2 separate regions of the Homo sapiens genome follow, and region 2 is linked to region 1. Evidence: read pairs that join two places in POLR2A ChIA-PET (ENCODE). Cell type or tissue: endothelial cell of umbilical vein. All regions are shown on one strand. Region 1 holds the start of MIR4313 (microRNA 4313). Region 2 overlaps UBE2Q2 (ubiquitin conjugating enzyme E2 Q2).

The links. Peaks named below come from ENCODE experiments on the same cell type or tissue, not always from the same donor. Only the 100,000 strongest peaks of a DNase experiment are listed, where the experiment ranks them.
Region 2: POLR2A ChIA-PET joins it to region 1 with 7 read pairs; 4 of 35 experiments call an interaction of 5 or more read pairs at or near these places.

What each region holds. Positions count from the first base shown.
Region 1 is chr15:75,760,014-75,762,513 of GRCh38, forward strand. MIR4313 (microRNA 4313) reads right to left here and starts at 2,302; the gene lies at 2,202-2,302. LOC101929408 (a long non-coding RNA gene) reads left to right here. Exons shown (of 4, transcript XR_932487.3): 2 at 2,010-2,116; 3 at 2,329-2,414. In endothelial cell of umbilical vein, no CTCF peak of the experiment used is centred here; no DNase peak of the experiment used is centred here.
Region 2 is chr15:75,877,887-75,880,386 of GRCh38, forward strand. It overlaps UBE2Q2 (ubiquitin conjugating enzyme E2 Q2), which reads left to right. Exons shown (of 13, transcript NM_173469.4): 7 at 75-135; 8 at 1,212-1,302. Among named protein-coding and RNA genes, the nearest start is that of FBXO22, 25 kb to the right of the region's middle. In endothelial cell of umbilical vein, no CTCF peak of the experiment used is centred here; no DNase peak of the experiment used is centred here.

The DNA of each region.
Region 1 (2,500 bases):
TAACAGGCCCCAACTCTGTCTCCAACCTCCTTCCCAGGGCAGTTGTGAGGATCAGATGAGGGAGAATATGTGTGAAAGCAAATTGTAAATTATTTTAAAATGCAATAAAAATATGATCCATGGAAAATTATTTAAAGATCCTTATTAAAATTATTAAAGATCCTTAGAATTTTAAATAAACAGTACATTAGGCCGGGCATTGTGGCTTAGGAGAGCGCTGGGTCAAATCAGTCCCCTCCAGCTACGCATTGCCTGGAGCTGCTCTCCAAGGACCCCTCAGCCACAGAAGGCGCTGGTCCTCCTACAGTGCTGCCCCACCCCCACCACCACAGCCTCCTGGGGGTGCAGTCAGGGGTGCCCTCCTTCAGGCTCTGCCCCTGCACCCACTCCTACACAACTACTCTCCCTGCCGGCAGCCCCAGAGACCAGATTGGTTTGGGCCTCTGCCTCCGCAGGCCCGAACCACCATCTCTTCTGCTCCCCAGAAAGCCAGCTCCCAGCACACAGGCAGCGTTCCCTCTTCATTCCTCAACACAGAGGGCCCCTCACAACCCTCTCAGCAGATGGTAGAGCTCCCCACGCATCCTCTTAAAGAGGCTTCACCGTTGATGGCCACAAGCCCCACCATGACCTCCTCCCAGGGAGTGAATTTTCTTACATGTCTCCCACCAGAGCAGGGACAAAATAAAACATAAAAGCAGCAGCTGTTAAATTATCAGCAACATTTCCTACTAGGATCAACTCACGGAGTGGGCAGTGTATTCCATTAGGTGGATCAGTGCAGGGGTTAGCAAGCGTTTTCTGTAAAGGGCCGGATGGGAACTCTTTAAGGCTCTGCAGGCCACTGGGTCTCTGTCACCACCTACTCAAACCCTCCCCTGTAGCAAGAAAGCAGCCCTAGCAACATGTCAACAGATAAGCGTGGCCACATTCCCAGAAACCTTTCTTTATGGACATGGAAGTTTGCATCTCACGTAATTCTCATGTGTCACAAGATACGACTCTACTTTCCATGTTTTCAACCATTTAAACATGTAAAAGCCATTCTTAGCGCGTGGGCCACACAAAAGCAGGCAGCAAGAAATTTGGCCTTTACACCAACAGCAGCTGACCCCTGGATGGAGCATTAGAGCTTGGGTGTGTGTCCCACTCCAGGGCTTCCAGGAGAGGGGATGCAGGCCGATGCCACCTCCACCCCTGTCGCTCTAGGGGAGAAGGCAGAGCTGGTGCTGTATGAAGTTTGGCTGCAGATCCTGGGCCAGCCCTACACCAAGGCCTTGGAGGACAAAACCAGCCTTGAGTTCTGGGCACTTCAGGGGCAACCGACAAGATGGGTGAAGTGGCGGGATGAAGTGGGGGGGCGGGGAAGAAGCCTCGGGAAGATGGGGGATGACTGGACAAGACTTTGGTAGAGCTGTGACCCTCTTCATCCTCTCCTGACCCCCCAGCTGACCCTCGTCCTCAGATCTCTGCAGAACTTTGACCAGTGGTGGTGGAGGAATTCCGGTGGGTCCAGGGTGGCCCTGGGTGACCCAGGGCTCAGACCTGGGTTCTGGGGTTGAAGGCAGGAGGCTGGAAGAGATGACCTCCCTTAGGCCCCCCAGGCTGCCCAGCCCCCTGAAGTGGGATGATCCTCCCACCAGGCTGGACCCACTGACCGTCAGAGTGGGTGCCACCTTCTTCAGGGCGGCATCAGCCCAGGCTCTCGTGTGGGTCTGCACACCCTGGGGGAGGCAGAGGGCCTCTTGGTAGACACGGTCATCTCAGACCTCGGTCAGTACCTCCTTCCCTCTGCAGGCCCCCTCCCTCTGTCCATCTGCCTCCTCCCTTGGGCTTGCTGCCTCTACATGCCCTGATCTGAAACCTGCCTCCCCTCCTCATGGAGCCCTCCAAGATGCTCCTAGCCCCAGCTCTCTGGTCCCGCAGCAACTTCTGGTGCCAGATTCTGCCTTCTCAGAAGTCTGGGAGGCAGGGCCCCACCTGGCCATAGCCTTCTTGGTCTGCTCTAGGCACTGCTAGCCTTGAAGCCTCCAGCCTGCTGGATGCCTCCATCCCCGGCTATGCTGTGGCTCTCCTCATTCTAGGCCTCCTGCTCGTCACATTCACCCTTGTCCTGGTGAGTGTCTGGCTGGGCCCAGGCTCCTTCCTGAGGGGCAGGCTGAGCCTTTGATGCCTTGAGCCTTGAGCCAAGCTGAGGAGTGAGCAGGCCCCTTTACACCCCTGATTCCCCCACCCAAGCCCAGCATCTCCTCATCCTCCAGCTGGGGCTGCAGGGTTTGGGGCCAGGGGGCTGGGCCTGATCCCAGTGTCCCCACCCTTCTTGTCAAGGTGCTAAAGTGGAGGGCCTCCCATGGGGTGTTCAGCCTGGGTGTGTAGAAGCACACAGTGTGGTACAGAGGACCCTCTCCAGACAGGTAAGTGGAGGGCGGTTCTCCCTGACCCCACCCCAATTGTTTGTTCTGGGTGGGGTCCACCGCGCCCCCTGCCAAGGCCTTCTGCA
Region 2 (2,500 bases), 120 kb after region 1:
GTGTATACATTTATACCATAGTAATAGTTATATGATGAAATGAAGAGTAGCTAACATGCTCTATATCTTAACAGGGATTTATTCAGTGGAACTCATAAATGACAGTTTATATGACTGGCATGTTAAACTGCAGAAGTAAGTGGCTTTTTAATGCTCACCCACTCTTTGCAATGGTAGACTATCACAGTGGAGGTTATTTTCCTTCTAACTTGATACCTTTATACTATGGCTTTTACTTAGAACTTTAGACTTTGTTTCTATAGAAATAGTTCTTAGATTGTTTAAATGAGCTGTTGCTGAGGTCTAATAAGAAAGTGAGAAAGAGGAAGGACAGAAAGAGGGACCAGCTGCGGGATAAAGTGTTTTATGGAGTTAGAGCAGGGGAACTTAAAAACAAAAGTGTATTTAATAACTTCATGAGACTGTGATAACCAGTTTATATTTGAAATATATACAGCACTTTGGGAGACTGAGGTGAGAGGATCTCTTGAGCCCAGGAGTTTGAGACCAGCCTGGGCAACATAGCAAGACTTCATCTCTACAAAAAAAAAAAAATTAGCCAGGCATGGTGGAGTACACCTGTAGTCCCAGCTACTGGGGGTGGTGGGAGGCTGAGGCAGGAAGATCTTGCACTCCAGACATCAAGGCTGCAGTGAGTCACGATCGTATCACTATATTCCAGCCTGGGCAACAGAATGAGGCACCCGGTCTCTTAAAAAAAAAAAAAAAAAAAAAAAAAAAGTTGGGGGGAGGTGGGATTCAAATTAGACCTGTATATATAGGACAGTTGTAGACAAATACAGGTTTTTTTAGTGATTTAAGTTTTCATAGTTCTGACCATGGCAAACTTTTCTCCTTGAACCCTTTGGCTAATAATGTAAGTTTAATATGCTTTCCTAAACTTTTTTTGAGTTCTTGAGAAAATTATATTCATGTGACTATTTTCCTTTAGAGTGACTGCAAACTCTGAACTCCTTTACTAGATTAGATTTAGAGTATTATGGTCTCTTTTGGACATTTATTCCCAAGGAGCTGGAACCTATGGTGACCTCTATTTTTCCTGGTGATACAGAGCAGCTTTAGACCTTCTCTTTCTGGAACTTGCCCTAGGTGCTCTATTTTAGCTGTCATACTAGTTCATTTTTGAGTTTAGTTAAAAAAAAAAATCTCTAACTTTTTATTTGAACTGTTTTTTGTTTTGTAATTCTTAGGGTTGACCCTGATAGTCCTTTGCACAGTGATCTTCAGATCTTAAAAGAAAAAGAAGGCATAGAATATATTTTGCTTAACTTCTCTTTTAAGGTAAGAAAATAGTTACAGGACCCCATATACTTCCAGTGGGGTGCGTATATTTGTACAAGTGCTTTGGAAAACAATTTGGTAAAGTAGAAGATACTCATACCCTATGGTTCAGGAATCTCGTAGACATATTCTCCGTTAAGACGTGAGTACTTAGGCGTACCAGGAGACACAGGAATGTTCAGAGCAGCATCGTTTATAATAGCACCAAATAGAAAACCCAAGTGTTCATTCCAATAAAATGGAGAATTGTGGTGTTTATAAAGTGGTTTACAGCTATGTGGGACAAGATGGGTGGATCTTGAACACAGTTGTAAAAGAGACTGGACTCCAAAACCTATTTTGTACAATTCCCTTTATATACAGTTCAAAAATAGGTAAAACTAATGTTGATTAGGGCATGCATTCTTAGTGGAGGCAATATCACCTGCAGTGTAGTGAAAACTGATCTTTAGAGTGAAAACAATCTTAGCTATTAAAATGGTCTGCTGCCCTCCAAAGGGCCACAGAACATAAACAGATATACGATTTATCTATGGTGTTAAAATTCCATGGAGCAGGGGGGTAAAACTAGGAAGAAAACTTCTAAAAAGGCTTCTTAGGGGGGCAAAAATGAAAAGAAAACTGAGAAACACTTATTTATGGATTCATACGTGAGCAGTAAAACTGCCCAAAGAGGAAAACTGTCCAAGAACAAAGAGGTGATTACATACAGGTTAGGGTAAGGAGTCCATCTAGGTGGGAGGTAGGGAGGTGTGAACTGAAAGGTATATCTGCGCAGGCTTCTTGGATACTGGCTGGAATATATTTCTGGGCCAGGTTGATGGTTACATGAGCACATAATTTACAATAGCTTCTTAAGGTATATCTCTATATTTTATGTACTTTTCTGAATTTATGTGTTATATTTAATAAGGTTTTTTTTTGTTTGTTTGTTTGTTTTTTGAGACAGAGTCTTGCTCTGTTGCCCAGGCTGGAGTTCAGTGGCACAGTTTTGGCTCACTGCAACCTCTGCCTCCTAGGTTCAAGTGATTCTCCTGCCTCAGCCTCCTGAGTAGCTGGGATTACAGGTGCATGTCACCATGCCCGGCTAATTTTTTTATTTTTAGTAGAGACGGGGTTTCACCATGTTTGCCAGGTTGGTCTTGAATTCCTAACCTCAGGTGATCTGCCTGCCTCGGCCTCCCAAAGTGCTGGGATT